Linked DNA regions of Homo sapiens: region 2 is linked to region 1. A link is a loop called in an ENCODE intact Hi-C map of the cell type or tissue named here. Cell type or tissue: OCI-LY7. All regions are shown on one strand.

Region 1 (8,000 bases):
CCTTTTTCTCTCCTCCCTTGGCTGTGTACCACAATAATCTCCCGGTACATTTTGTCGACTTCTGCCTATCATTTAAATGCTGTTGATCCTCAGGATTCAGCCCCAGGTCCTCTTCTCATTCCTCACGTACTCTGCAGTTGCTCTGATCCAGTCCCAGTCTCTCTGCCAATGACAATCATGCCTAGCCCTCACCCCTCTCCTGTGCTCAACACTGACAAACCTGCTAAGAGGACATCCACCCTTGCATGTCCTAAAAACACTCGAAACCTCATCAGGTCAAAACCAGAATGGAACATCTTTTTCCACTCTGGGGGAACATCTTTTTCCACTCTAGGGGATGCCATGGTGCCCTGGTGGCCTTGCATGTATCAAAACGGGCCATGCAGGTAAAGGCTAATCTGCGTCTTGGCCACAGACTCATCTGCGTCTTGGCACAACACATCAGGAGGGAAGGGTGGGAGGCAGAGGCTTCTAAGGAGCTGCTATGAGGCCAGCTCCCACCCCCTTCCCTGTCACTCCTGGGAGGCTGTCATGAAACAGTTCCTCATTGCCTCCTGGGTTCTGAGGAGGTGTGGGGCTCTCTGCCTCGCCCTCTCAGAAGAGAGCTGCAGAGTATCAAAGCCCTGAGCTGCAGCCTAGAACTCATCCTCAGTGAAGCCACATCACAAAACACATGCTGCAATCATCTCGTATCTTTTTTTTTTAAGACAAGGTCTCACTCTGTCACCCAAGCTAGAGTACAGTGGCATAATCTCAACTCACTGCAACTGCAACCTCCACCTCCCGGGGTCAAGCAATTCTCCAGCATCAGCCTCCCAAGTAGCTAGGACTACAGGCGCACGTCACCACACCTGGATAATTTTTTTTGTATTTTTTGTAGAGATGGGGTTTCGCTATGTTGCTCAGACTGGTCTCAAACTACTGAGCTCAAAGTGATCCTCCCACCTCAGCCTCCTAAAGTAGTGCTGCGATTACAGTCATGAGCCATCACACCTGGCCTCTAACTGGCACCTTTTGTTTCTGCGTTGTCCTTTTTAGTATGTGGGACAGGGACCACAGGCAGCACCTCTTGCTAATCTTTCCCTGTGTAGGTAATATGCTGTCTCCCAAAGTGGGTCATTGTGGTTAAGTCAATTAGGAGTGACCCTGCCTAATGTACATATGAGCATGACATTCATCCACATGCAAACCCACTCCTCTCTCCTCCACCTTTTCCCCCAACCGATGTCACTCCAGCCAACCCCTCCAAGTGAATGGAGTGCAGTCTACCCCGTTGTGCAAATGTCTGGCATGAGCATCTTCCTCCTTCCCCCTTCCTCCTCCACCACCCACATTCAGTCATAAATTCCATGGATTCTACCTTCCAAGTATCTCCAGATTCCATCTACACTGCTACTCACTATCCTACGCCAGGTCACCAACATCTCCTAGCTAGGTTACTCCACAGCTTAACTAGTCTCCTGCCTCCAGTCTTACTCACTCGAAACCATTCTTCACACAGCAAGCAGGGTGATGTTCCAACAGTACAACCTAAGCATGTCATCCTCATCTGTCAGATCATGTGCTCTGAACTTGGTTTAAGGAAAACTAGTAACTATACATGAAGTTAGACGTTGCAGTATTAAAGGATAGTGACACTCAGTGACACAAGCTAAATGAGAATCAAGAGTACTTTCTTCAGGACTGGTTTAAGTAGACACTGGTCATCAGTGACGTCAGACTCACTTTGCTAGCTACGTCTCATGCTTAAATCTAACTTCCCCTTATTCTAGTCCAGGTTTTTCTGCCAATTCCATTGTTCTATGAAAGAAAACTATTCATTAAATTGAATCCAACATATGATCTGAAATAGACAGGAATAAATCAATATTTATGTTGCCATTTCTCACCCCCCAAGAATTAACATAGCCCAATTACCTGTTCTTTGGCATGTTTCTGCTGCTCTCTTCTTTTGCGTTCTTCTTCATCTACTTTGCTGATAACTATATATCGCTCCTTCTAAAAGACATAAAGCAGATATACAATTTTCTTTTCTTTTTCTTTTTTTTTGAGACAGAGTTTCGCTCTTGTTGCTCAGGCTGGAGTGCAATTGCATGATCTCAGCTCACTGCAAACTCCGCCTCCTGGGTTCAAGCGATTATCTTACCTTAGCCTCCCGAGTAGCTGGGATTACAGGCTTGTGCCACCACACCCGGCTAATTTTTGTATTTTTAGTAGAGACGGAGTTTCTCCATGTTGGTCAGGCTGGTCTCAAACTCCCCACCTCAGGTGATCCACCCGCCTCAGTCTCCCAAAGTGCTGGGATTACAGGTGTGAGCCACGGTCCTGGCCACAGATATATACAATTTTCTAGAGACAACTTAATCCAAAAAATTCAGATTTCTGCTGCCATTAGAATTTTTTTTTTGAGACAGTCTCACTCTGTCACCCAAGCTGGAGTGCAGTGGCACAACCTCAGCTCACTGCAAACTCTGCCTCCCAGATTCAAGTGATTCTCCTGCCTCAGCCTCCAGAGTAGCCAAGATTACAGGTGCGCACCAATACGCCCAGCTAATTTTTGTATTTGTAGTAGAGACAGGGTTTCACCATGTTGCCCAGGCTGGTCTCAAACTCCTGACCTCAAGTGATCTGCCCACCTTGGCATCCCAAAGTGCTGGGATTACAGGCATGAGCCACCACACCCAGCCAGAAGTTGTAATTTTTGTAACCGCACACTTTTTTTGTATGTGTGACAGGTTATCACTCCCATTGCTCAGGCTGGAGTGCAGTGGCATGATCACAGCTCACTGCAGCCTCAAATTTCTGGGTTCAGATGATCCTCTCACCTCAGCCTCCTGAGTAGCTGGGACTACAGGCATGTACCACTATGCCTGGCTAATTTCTTTTTATATTTTTAGTAGAGACGGAGTTTCACCATGTTGTCCAGGCTGGTCTCAAACTCCTGGGCTCAAATGACCTGCTCATCTCAGCCTCCCAAAGTGCTGGGATTACAGGCCTGAGCCACCATGCCCAGCCACTGTAGTCTTTCATGAGCCAAATACAACAGAAAATACTTTGAAATGCCAACATAAGTTGAGCTAATGCATTACAAACCAAATTTTGTCTCTGTGTTTCCATGACATTTTCCTACGGTTTACTAATTCAACCCAACAGACATCAGTTAAAAATATCAACAGACTGTGAGAATAAGACATTTCCTATGACAAATACTAAAAAAGTTATATTGCATTTGAACATTGACTTCTGAAGAGTTTTAAAGTAAAATGTATATGTTGTATTAACATTAACAAAACTTACATATATATGTTGTATTACCATAAGAAAAAACTCTGGATTTTCTGCCAAAGTGTCAGATAACTAGTACTTTCTTTCTCATATATTTTGTGTCCACTAAAGATAAATTATCTACCAAGATTATTTTTCTACTTTATTTAATCTCTAATTTTATACCTGACTTAACAGCAACAACAAATTATAAAATTGAAAAACTGCAGAAGGAACCCACCACTAGCCACCCACTTCCCATCACAATTCTATCAGTGTACCCTGTGTACTCAGGACAATAGCTGTGCTTACGACCCAAATTCTAAAATTTAATTTTGTCTGCCCACGCAACATGAAGCCATTTCTTCACATGTACCATTATAGCTTTCTGCCATAGTAAGAATACAAACTAATATTTGTATACTTTCAAGTTTACAAGGCATCACTTCCACTTACCCACGGTATCACCATAAAAAGGCTATGAGAAAGTATAGATCACCGTTATCATGCTCAGTCCCAATGTACAGAAGAAAATTAGGCTTAAAGAGATCAAATGACTTACCCTAGGTTACCTAGCTCATAACAAGCACAGACAAGATACAAATTCTGACTTTCAGCACACTAAGGATTGAGCATGGTAGCTCAGGCCTGTAATCCAGCACTCTGCGAGGCCGAGGCGGGCAAATTGTTTGAGCCCAGGAGTTCAAGACTAGCCTGGGCAACAGGGCGAAACCCTGTCTCTACTAAAAATATAAAAAATTAGCCAAGCATGGTGGCACGAGCCTGTAGTCCCAGCTTGGGAGGCTGATGTAGGAGGATCACCTGAGCCCAGGAAGTCAAGGCTGCAGTGAGCCGTGACTAACCACTGCACTCCAGCCTGGGTAATCAGAGAAAGACCCTGAGGGAAAAAAAAAAAGAAAAAAAAAAGAAACCCCTAACAGTGTAACAATGGATGTGTTTAATGTTAGCCCTAGATAATTCTTGGGGTTACCTTTTCAGTTTCTAAAGTCTCAACATGAATGCCTTTCGGATACCTAAAGAAAAGAAAAACATAGTATCAGTAGATGAGTCAATGACAGCTAAATCCCAAAGTATTTTATAAGCAACTATCCAGCTACTAATTAAGTAAGTTTTATTAACTACAAAATAATTATCACTACAATGGAGACTTTACAGCACATTTATTTTATAACGTTTCAGCTGCTAAATGTTTCCTTACCCTTGCTCTTAAACACATAAACGTGGATTTGACTTCAAATTAATTTTTTTTAGGACTTAGGTATTTTCTATTTTTTTTTTTTTTTTTGAGACAAGAGTCTCTCTCTGTCGCCCAGGCTGGAGGGCAGTGGCGCGATCTCGGCTCACTGCAAGCTCCACCTCCCTGGTTCACGCCATTCTCCTGCCTCAGCTTCCCAAGTAGCTGGGACTATAGGCACCTGCCACCACACCCAGCTAATTTTTTGTATTTTTAGTAGAAACGGGGTTTCACCGTGTTAGCCAGGATGGTCTCGATGTCCTGACCTCGTGATCCTCCCGCCTGGGCCTCCCAAAGTATTGGGATTACAGGTGTGAGCCACTGCGCCTGACCAGGACTTAGGCACTTTCTAAAATGTCCTACATCTCAAAATACAGTCAACTCATTACCACAGAGTCAAATCTTGCTTCCAAATATAAAAATGTTTCCTAACTGAAATTGTGAAAGTCTTTTTATTTTATTTATTTATTTATTTTTTTGAGATGGAGTCTCACTCTGCCACTCAGGCTGGAGTGCCAAGCCGCAATCTTGGCTCACTGCACCTCTGCCTCCAGGGTTCAAGAGATGCTCCTGCCTTTGCCTCCCAAGTAGCTGGGATTACAGGCATGTGCCACCATGTCCGGCTAAATTTTGTATTTGTAGTAGAGACGGGGTTTCACCATGTTGGCCAGGCTGGTCTTGAACTCCTGACCTCAGGTGATCTGCCCACCTCGGCCTCCCAAAGTACCAGGATTACAGGAGTGAGCCACCGCGCCCGGCCTGAGTCTTTTTAGATTGCACAGGGCATATAAAGAGGAGGTTTTAGATGGCCAGCTCTGCTGTAGTTTTGCATGGTATTAACAGCTTGCATCAGCCAAGGAGGAGAGGGATCTGGAATGCAGGTGGAGTAGGCTGCAAGGACGACATGACAGGAAAGGAGTGTGGGCAAACTAAACAGCCCTTTCCTGTTGTGTTCAAAGTATATTCCCAGTATACATGTCACTGGTAGATTCCAACAGAAGAACAAGGTCCCCAAAGTCAAATGGAAATGTCCACCTGTCTATGTCAATGTTCAATTTCTGAGTTGAAGACCCACCTGCAAACACAAGGAAACCAAGGGAAACATCCTTGGAAAAATACACACACAAAAGTCTGGATGTTATTTCAGGGGATTCACAGACCTCCTGAAACCCATCCATAGTCTCACCCTAAGTTAAGAACTCTTGCTTTACCAAAAGCATTCATCTGAGTATTTCCTAGGTCTGAAAACCAAATATTTATTGTATACCCCAAAGGACAAAAACACTACCAATCCATAGCTTAACAGATGCACCAAAGTGATAATTATTTTAAGAAGCCTTAAAGCATCTGTTAAAAAACAATAACAAAAGAAAATTAAGTGAGTATTCAACTTAAGAAAGTAGGGGGAACTTCATGTAGTCAAATCACTGAGAACCGCAGAATTTCAAAAAGGAAATGAGAACTAAGAGATTATATTTAGTCTTTAAATCCTGGGTCCCCCACAGAGCTGCTGCATACAATATAAATACTTACTTCCAGCTCAAAGTCTGATAAATTAGTTTTCTTTGGAACCTATAAAAACAAAAGAAAAGGTATTGATTTTGGCTCATTAGAAGTAAATCCAAACTGATCAAGCATTTGTTGAGAAGGATTTCGCTTTAAAAAGAGACTTCATTAGAACTGATAGGTAATTTGCAAACAAAAATACGCAGGTTTTTTGAGGTGGGGGGATTTCCTCATCACTTGTCTTCTAAAATTTTCTTTAATATTATGCTGCTTTTACTGAAGAGGTAGAAGTTCTCGTCTAATCAAAATATTGCTTCCTGCAGCTGCATAAAGAGAGCTTAAAGTAGACAGATGCATTGAAATACTTTTGTGAAACTCCTCACAAAGTAAAAGGAAAAAAAGACAATCACGTTACTGACTCTTTGAAATGCTAATGTTCTCTGAATACAGAGAGAAATTAAAAGGGTGGAAGTAGCCTGAAAGTGAATTCTTTCTTCTGAAGCCTTCACGTATTAAGCGCGCCTCAAGGCCAAATTAATTATGCCACTCTTGGGCATAACTGAAAGTCAAGGTTGCACAACAGTTTTCTCCGCTCCAAGTACAGGACAAAGCATTCATTCAGTGTCTCAGTATACACAGTCATCCCCACTGTGTAACGCTAAAGTTAGTGTTTAATTCTTGAGAACATAGCAATAATAAAAAGACCCTTTATAAAGCTGTTTTTAAAAGACTAGATGCATCAAATGCCACAAACCATCTACCTTTCCAAAAAAAGGACATGCAGAAATGTTCAGGACAACTAACCCGGTACATGGCTCTAAATCCAAGTTCTTGTTTTCTTCACTTTGTAATAAATCCTCTATTTTCTCTCTGAGGAATAAGAATAGACCATAACCATCAGTACCTTTAAGGAATGAAGTCATCAACCAAGAAAATAATCACAACCAAAAACAGTCTAACTATAAGAACATGTGACAATGTAATTCTACCAAATTACCCTAGAAATTTTAGTTCAAAGACTTTTTTAAAAATGCTTTATTTTGACCTAGGCATAGAATCCCAGCACTTTGGGAGGTCGACGTTGGGTGGATCACTTGAGCCCAGGAGTTCGCGACCAGCCTGGGCAATATACTGAGAGCCCCTCACTACAAAAAATAAATCTTAAAAATTAGCTGGGAGTGGTGCAGTGTAACTGTGGTCCCAGCTACTCCAGAAGCGGAGGTGGGAGGATCACCTGAGCCCAGGAAGTTGAGGCTGCAGTGAGCTGTGATCGCATCACTGCACTCCAGCCTTGGCAACAGAACGAGACCCTGTCTCAAAAAATAAATAACATAAAATAAAAAAGCTTTATTTGGCGTATTTTGGGGGGAAGAGGGTTACTGCTGCTATTTATTAGTGACAACTTCTCAAGGACTCGTCAATACAAGTGATTTAATTTTTGACTTTCCCAGTAAAATGGTTACACCAACAACTAAGCTGAGCAAGACCAGACACTTGTCCAAAATCACATCTGCTTGTCGGCACCTTTACTGCAAGCAAAGAGAACATGGACATGCTACAGGCTGGATAAGCCTGATCCACTCCTCTGCCTTCAAGGACATTGGACAGTGGCTGTCAGGTATTCAGTCCATGCAAGTTTTAGAAGTCAGCTGATTAGCATTTAAAAAACAAGAAAAGGGGCTGGACAATGGCTCACGCCTGTAATCCCAGCGCTCTGGGAGGCTGAGGCAGGAAGATCCCTTGAGCTCAGGAGTTTGACACCAGCCTGGGAAACATAGTGAGATCCGTCTCTATTAAAAAAAATAAAATAAAATAAAAAATCCACGCAGGTCTGACCACGTACTGAAATCTCTTGCCTAGTGACATGTAGCAAGTCCAAGTACAATACATGGAACTCTATTTACAATTTGTTGCTGTTACACTAATTTGAATATGCCGGCTAGGCATGCTGGCTCATGCCTGTAATCTCAACACT
Region 2 (8,000 bases), 67 kb after region 1:
TCATCTTGGAAGACAGGCCTTGCAGAAATAGGCCTACATCCAAAATATTATCTTGTGACTCCATGAACCATTCATTAACCCTTTGTATCTTTGAGTGAAAATTTTACTCAAAAGTTGCATCTGGAAGTTCGAAGAAATTACTTGAAATAAAAATAAAGATTTCTATATAGATAAAACCTATATGTAGAGAAAAAGCAATTGTCTAGAAAACACAAAACTTCTGCATTGCCGGATAGAATCTTCTAGCCATGGGCCGAGCGTGGTGGTTCGCGCCTGTAATCCCGGCACTTTGGGAGGCCAAGGTGGATGGATCACTTGAGGTCAGGAGTTCAAGACCAGCCTGACGAACATGGTGAAACCCCGTCTCTACTGAAAATACAAAAATTAGCCAGGCACGGTGGTGCGCACCTGTAGTCCCAGCTACTTGGGAGGCTGAGGCAGGAGAATCACTTGAACCCAGGAGGCAGAAGTTGCATTGAGCCAAGATCATGCCACTGCACTCCATCTGGGTGACTGAGCAAGATTCCGTCTCAAAAAAAAAAAAGTCATCTAGTCAGTCTAGTCATGCTTAAATCCCCCAGCCTGACGCAGATACTGAGCCGAGGAGCCACCCTAAGGGAAAATGGGTTTTTTCCTGCTCGTGTTTGCACATCAAGCCCCAGGGTTGCTTGACTTTACCTATTTAATGCTTGTGACCTCCCATGGACACTCACATGGCAGTGTTTGCATATCCCTGGTCTCATGCCACCCAGGGGTTGCCAGTATCCTTTACAGGTGAATAGATGGAGGATGGCTGGCAAAACACCAAGTTGGCGCTGGCTGGCTTTGGCAGAGCTGGGCCTGGGCCATCCACCTCCACCCCATGGCCTCTCACATTGTCGCCACCTGCTCCCACACCCTGCTTCAAAGATGAGTAATACCCAGATTTGCTCAGGGACTGGGGCAAAGCCATGGCGTAGAGCAAACAGGCTGGGCAGGACCTTACTCCTTATCACCAGCAGGAGGGACGGGCACACTCAGATCAGGGGCCACAGGCTGCCTCTACCTCTTCTTACCAATCATAGCAGGATGGGTACATCTAAAGGGGGTGTCTTAAAATAGTCCAGGCTGGATGCAGTGGCTCATGCCTGTAATCCTAGCACTTTGGGAGGCCGAGGTGGGTGGATTATCTGAGGTCAGGAGTTCAAGACCACCCTGACCAACATGGTGAAACCCCATCTCTACTAAAAGTACAAAAAATTGGCAGGGCACAGTGGCTCACACCTGTAATCCCAGCATTTTGGGAGGCCAAGGCAGGGTGGATCACAAGGTCAGGAGTTCGAGACCAGCCTGGCCAACATGGTGAAACCCCATCTCTAATAAAAATACAAAAATTAGCCAGGTGTGGTGGCGTGTGCCTGTAATCCCAGCTACTTGGGAGGCTGAGGAAGGAGAATTGCTTGAACCCAGGAGGTGGAGGTTGCAGTGAGCCGATATCACACCATTGCACTCCAGCTCTGGGCGACAGGGCAGGACTCCATCTCAGGGGGAAAAAATACAAAAAATTAGCTGGGTGTGGTGGCAGTACCTGTAATCCCAACTACTCGGAAGGCTGAGGCAGGAGAATCGCTTGAACGCGGGAGGCAAAGGTTGCAGTGAGCCGAGATTGCCCCACTGCACTCCAGCCTGGGCGACACAGTGAGACTCTGTCTCCGAAAAATGCAAAATAAAAATAAAATACTCAGACCCGGCTGGGTGTGGTGGCTCGCACCTGTAATCCTAACACTTTGGGAGGCTGAAGTGGGCAGATCACTTGAGCCCAGGAGTTCGAGACCAACCTAGACAACATGTGGAAACCTCATCTCTACTAAAAATAAAAAAACTAGCCAGATGTGAGTGTACGCACCTGTAGTCCTAGCTACCTGGGAGGCTGAAGTGAGATTTGCCTGAGCCCAGGAGGTCGAGGCTGCAATGAGCTGAGGTTGCACCACTGCACTCCAGCCTAGGTGATAGCGGGAGACCCTGTCTCAAAAAATATTCAGATCCTTTGATCCAAAAATGCCATTTCTGCAAATCTGGGCTAAGGAATAGGTTATGGGGAAGGGAGTGGTGAAGATTTATTTACAAGCATCCTCATCAAGCAACTAATGGAAACAGAAAATAGCTCCAATATCCAAAAACTGTCAATCTATAAAATGGTATCTAATACAGATATTTATTTATTTATTTATTTGCGTCAAGGTCCTGTTCTGTTGCCCAGACTGGAGTACAGTGATGTAATCATAGCTCACTGCAACTTTGAACTCCTAGGCACAAGTTATCTTCCCTCTTCGGCCTCCCGAGTAGCTGGGACAACAGGTGCATGCCACCATGCCTTACTAATTTTTTTTGTTTTATACAGATAGAGTCTTGCTCTGTTGCCCAGGCTGGTCTTGAACTCATGTCCTCATGTAGTCCTCCCTCCTTAGCCTCCCAAAGTATTGAGATTATAGGCATGAGCCACCTCATCCAACCCTAACACAGACATTTTAAATGAAGTTTCCAAAGATTTTTTATGACATGGAGAAAAGTTTATAAACATCATACAGTATAATCTGAACTACCCTTTTTTTTTTTTTTTTTTTTTTTTTTTTGAGATAGAGTCTTGTTCTGTCGCCCAGGCTGGAGTGCAGTGGCACAATCTCTGCTCACTGCAACCTCCACCTCCTGGGTTCAAGTGATTGTCCTGCCTCAGCCTCCTGAGTAGCTGGGATTACAGGCGCGTGCCACCACGCCTGGCTAATTTTTGTATTTTTAGTAGAGACGGGGTTTCACCATGTTGGTCAGGCTGGTCTCGAACTCCTGACCTTGTGATTCACGTGCCTTGGCCTCGCAAAGTGCTAGGATTACAAGCGTGAGCCACAGCACCCGGCCTTGAACTACATTTTTAAAACTATAGATCCTAACAGATTATTCTGAATTGTGGGAATTGGAGTGATTTTTCTTTCTGCTCTATATTTCTCTGCACTTTCATTTTTTTAAGAAGCAACAAGTATGTACCACTTTTGTAATCATTGTGCTGGGCTTACAGAAATGAGCCAACGCTGCAGGACAGCAAATACATTTTAAGGTGTAGTGGGATAAGGGAATACTCTTTCTTAAGCTAACAGCTACTGGACTTGAACTTCACCGGGTGGGTGTTGTATGGCCATCTTGTTGATTGCTGCAGCCTAGAACATAGAACATGGCCAGGCACACGGTAGGTGTTCGTTCACATTTGACTACCAGCCATCCAAGCAGGTTAGAAGACAGGTTATCTTTTCATAAAGATGGAACCTCAAAAATGGAACCGACCCCAACACAGTGATAAACACAGTCATAGTTTTATAAAATAGGTGCAGGACTTTTGGCCTTTAACTGCAAACCACATGGGCTCCAGTCCTGAGTTCTGGGATTGGGAGGGAAAGCAAACACAAGGTTGTGGCTTTATCACTTGGCTTCGGTTCCCTTCTGCAAATAACTGAATGCTGTTGTTCATTACTGAGAGGACGCTTTATTTCCTTGTGCAAAAGAGCATTTCAAGTCAAGGTAGTCAGTCACACTTGGGCGAGTCCGGCTCACATAGGAACTGGGGGTAGAAGAGGTACTTTAAGTTGTACTCAGTTTGGGCTAAGCAGTTAGCAATCTCCTGGTCACACTTGCACAACAGTTCTTGGCATTTGTTCTCTGCCGGTCCTGGAAGAAGTGGGGAAACTGAGATTAGAGCAGGGACCTGGAGAGACTCAAGGGAAACCAGTAAAGCAAGAGGCAGGACGGGTCATAAATTACATTTCTGAGACACTTGACAGCCCACCACGTGATCTCCATCTGCAGGGCTCCCCAGGAAGCAGGTGATGTCAGCCCCATTTTACAGAAAAGGAAATTGAAAGTTTCAAATGGAGAGTCCAAAGTCTGCCATACTGCTCTTCTGCATCAATATTACACGATTTCTTTTTTCTTTTCTTTTTTTTTTTTTTTTTTTCTGAGATGGGGGCTTGCTCTGTCGCCCAGGCTGGAGTGCAGTGGTATGATCTCAGCTCACTGCAGCCTCCGCCTCCCGGGTTCAAGTGATTCTCCTGCCTCAGCATCCCAAGTAGCTGGGACTAAAGGCACAGGCCACCACACCGAGCTAATTTTTTTTGTATTTTTAGTGGAGACAGGGTTTCGTCGTGTTGGCCAGGATGGTCTCGAACTCCTGACCTCAGGTGATCCACCTACCTCGGCCTCCGAAAGTGCTGGGATTACAGGCGTGAGCCACCATGCCTGGCCTGATATTACACGACTTCATTTGGGGATTCCTTTATTTAAAAATAATAATAGTAATTATTTATTTTTTGAGATAAGGTCTGTCTCTGTCACCCAGGCTGGAGTGTAGTGGCAAGGTTGTGGCTCACTGCAGCCTCCGCCTCCTGGACTCAAGCCATTCTCCCACCTCAGCCTCCCATGTGGCTGGGACTACAGGCCCACCACCATGCCCAGCTAATTTTTGTATTTTTAGTAGAGATGGGGTTTTGCCATATTGCCAGGCTGGTCTTGAACTCCTGAGCTCAAGTGATCCACCTGCCTCAGCCTCCCAAAGTACTGGGATTACAGGCACGAGCCACCACTCTCAGCCCATAATAATATTTTTTTTAAAGAAACATACTTCTCCTCAATATACTAGGCATAGAAGGAACATACCTCAAAATAATAAAAGTGATAGATGACAAACCCATAGCCCACATCATACTGAATGGGGATGAGTTGAAAGCATTCATTCCCCCAAGAGCTGGAACAAGACAAGGATGCCCACTCTCACCACTTCTATTCAGCAAAGTATTGGAAGTCCTAGCCAGAGCAGTCAGGAAAGAGAAAGAAATAAAGGGCATCCAAATGGGAAAAGAGGAAATCAAACTACCTCTGCCAATGATACAATCATATACCTAGAAAATCCTAGAGACTCCTCCAAAAGACTCCTAGATTTGACCAATGAATTCAATAAAGTCTCAGGTTACAAACCAGTAGCACTGCTATACATCAATAAGGACTAAGCTGAGAATGAAATCAAGAACTCAGTCCCTTTTATAATAGCTGGAAAAAAAAAAAGGAAAATAGCTACCCCAAACCTAGTAATATACTTGAGCAGGAAGGTGAAAGATCTCTACAAACAGAACTACAAAACACTGCCGAAAGAAATCATAGATGACACAAACAAATGGAAATACATCCCATGCTCATGGATTGGAAGAATCAATGTAATGAAAATGACCATACTACCCAAAGCAATCTACAGATTCAATGCAATTCCTATCAAAATACCAACATCATTTTTCACATAATTAGAAGAAACAATCCTAAAATTTACATGGAACTAAAAAAGAGCCAAATAGGCTGGGCACAGTGGCTCACGCCTGTAATCCTAGCACTTTGCAAGGCCGAGGTGGGTGGAACACCTGAGGTCAGTTCGAGACCAGCCTGGCCAACATGGTAAAACCCCATTTCTACTAAAAATACAAAAATTAGCCAGGCATGATGGTGTGTGCCTATAAGCCCAGCTGATCGGGAGGCTAAGGCAGGAGAATCACTTAAACCTGGGGGGCAGAGGTTGCAGTGAGCTGAGATCATGCCCCCTGCACTCCAGCCTGGGTGACAGAGAGACTCCATCTAAAAAAAAAAAGAAAAGAAGAAAAAATCTGTAGGCATCACTACCCAGCTTCAAATTATGCTACAAGGCTATAGTAACCAAAACAGCATGGTACTAATATAAAAGTAGATACATAGACCAACAGAACAGAATAGAAAACCCAGAAATAAAGCTAAACACGTACAACTAACTGATCTTCAACAAAGCACTCAAGGCCAGGCGTAGTGGCTCATGCCTGTAATCCCAGCACTTTGGGAGGCCAAGGCAAGCGGATCACCTGAGGTTCAGTGTTTGAGACCAGCCTGACCAACATGGAGAAACCTCGTCTCTACTAAAAATACAAAATTAGCTGGGCGTAGTGGTACATGCCTGTAATCCCAGCTACTTGGTAAGCTGAGGCAGAAGGATCGCTTGAACCCGGGAGGAGGAGGTTGCAGTGAGCTGAGATTGCACCATTGCACTCCAGCCTGGGCAACAAGAGTGAAACTCCATCTCAAAAAAAAAAAAAAAACACTCAAAAACATAAATTGGGGAAATGACACCCTATTCAATAAATAGTACTGGGAAAACTGAAGAGCTGCATGTAGAAGAATGAAACTGGATCCCTATCTCTCACCATCTACAAAACTCACCATATACATCAACTCAAGATGGATTAAAGACTTAAATCTAAGACCTGAAACCATAAGAATTCTAGAAGAAAACCTTGGAAAAACTCCCCTGGACATTGACCTAGGCAAGGAATTTATGACTAAGACCCCAAAAGCAAATGCAACAAAACAAAAATAAATAAATAGGACTTAATTAAACTAAAAAGCTTCTGCATAGCAAAAGAAGTAATCATCAGAGTAAACAGACAACCCACAGAATGGGAGAAAATATTTGCAAACTACATATCTGACAAAGGACTAATATCCTGAATCTACAAAAAACTCAAATCAGCAAGAAGAAAAGAAAAAACCTCATCAAAAAGTGGGCACATGGCCAGGCACGATGGCTCACATCTGTAATCCCAGCACTTTGGGAGGCCAAGGTGGGCAGATCATGAGGTCAGGAGTTCGAGACCAGCCTAGCCAACATGGTGAAACCCCGTCTCTACTAAAAATACAAAAATTAGCCTAGTGTGGTGGCTCATGCCTGTAATCCCAGCTACTTGGGAGGCTGAGGCAGGAGAATCATTTGAACCCGGGAGGCAGAGGTTGCAGGGAGCTGAGGTTATGTCACTGCGCTCCAGCCTAGGTGACAGAGCAAGACTCAAAAAAAAAAAAAAAAAAAAGTGGGCACATGACATGAATAGACATTTCTCAAAATATATATAAATGACCAGCAAATGAAAAAATGTTTAACATAACTCGTCATCGGGGAACTGCAAATTAAAACCACAATGAGATACTACCTTACCCCAGCCAGAATGGCCATTATTGAAAAGTCAAAATAGACATTGACCTGAATGTGATGAAAAAAGAATGCTTTTAGACTGCTGGTGCTAAGATCAGTTAGCACAACCTCCATGGAAAACAGTATGGAGATTTCTCAAAGAACGAAAAGTAAATCTACTATTCTTTCTAGCCATCCCACTACTAGGTATCTACCCAAAGGAAAATAAATCATTATATCAAAAAGACGTGCGCGCATTTGTTTATCACAGCACAGTCACAATTGCAAAGATATAGAACCAACCTAAGTGCCCATCAACCAATGAGCAGATAAAGAAAATGTGGTGGCTGGGTGCAGTGGCTCACGCCTATAATGCCAGCACTTTGGTAGGCCGAGGTGGGCGGATCACGAGGTCAGGAGTTCAAGACCAGCCTCACCAATATGGTGAAACCCCATCTCTACTAAAAATACAAAAATTAGCCAGGCGTGGTGGCGCATGCCTGTAGTCCCAGCTACTTGGGAGGCTACGGCAGGAGAATCGCTTGAACCCAGGAGGTGGAGGTTGCAGGGGGCCAAGATCACGCCACTGCACTCCAACCTGGGTGACAGAACAAGACTCCTTCTCAAAAAAGAAGGAAAAGAAAATGTGGTTACATATACACCATGGAATACTACTTAGCCATAAAAAAGAACAAAATGTTTTCTGCAGCAACTTGGATGAAGCTGGATGAAGCAACTTGGATGAATTGATGTTGGTATTTTGATAGGGATTGCAAGGAAGTTACGTCACTTATTCTAACTGATGAAACTTAAGAATGGAAAACCAAATACTGTATGTTCTCACTTATAAGTGAGAGCTAAGCTATGGGGGGTACACAAAGGCATACAGAGTGGTATAACGGACACATTGGAGACTGAGGTGGGGAGGGATAAAAAGCTATGTATTGGGTACAATGTAGACTACTTGGGTGATGGGTGCACTAAAAGCTCAGATTTCACCACT

What was found. Hi-C counts contacts between places; a loop is a spot of excess contacts. Peaks named below come from ENCODE experiments on the same cell type or tissue, not always from the same donor. Only the 100,000 strongest peaks of a DNase experiment are listed, where the experiment ranks them.
Region 2: a loop joins it to region 1, with 6 times the contacts of the local background. A loop is called at or near these places in 3 of 110 quality-filtered maps.

What each region holds. Positions count from the first base shown.
Region 1 is chr16:14,602,229-14,610,228 of GRCh38, forward strand. It overlaps PARN (poly(A)-specific ribonuclease), which reads right to left. Exons shown (of 24, transcript NM_002582.4): 8 at 6,830-6,895; 9 at 6,053-6,091; 10 at 4,256-4,298; 11 at 1,918-1,998. Among named protein-coding and RNA genes, the nearest start is that of PARN, 24 kb to the right of the region's middle. In OCI-LY7, no CTCF peak of the experiment used is centred here; DNase peaks (open chromatin) are centred at 4,073, 5,973, 6,423, 7,283 and 1 weaker place; H3K4me3 peaks cover 4,618 bases; H3K27ac peaks cover 5,905 bases.
Region 2 is chr16:14,669,057-14,677,056 of GRCh38, forward strand. It overlaps BFAR (bifunctional apoptosis regulator), which reads left to right. Exons shown (of 8, transcript NM_016561.3): 8 at 1-180. PLA2G10 (phospholipase A2 group X) reads right to left here. Exons shown (of 4, transcript NM_003561.3): 4 at 3,492-3,693. The coding sequence ends at 3,551. Among named protein-coding and RNA genes, the nearest start is that of PLA2G10, 21 kb to the right of the region's middle. In OCI-LY7, no CTCF peak of the experiment used is centred here; DNase peaks (open chromatin) are centred at 3,545 and 3,825; H3K4me3 peaks cover 1,201 bases; H3K27ac peaks cover 2,423 bases.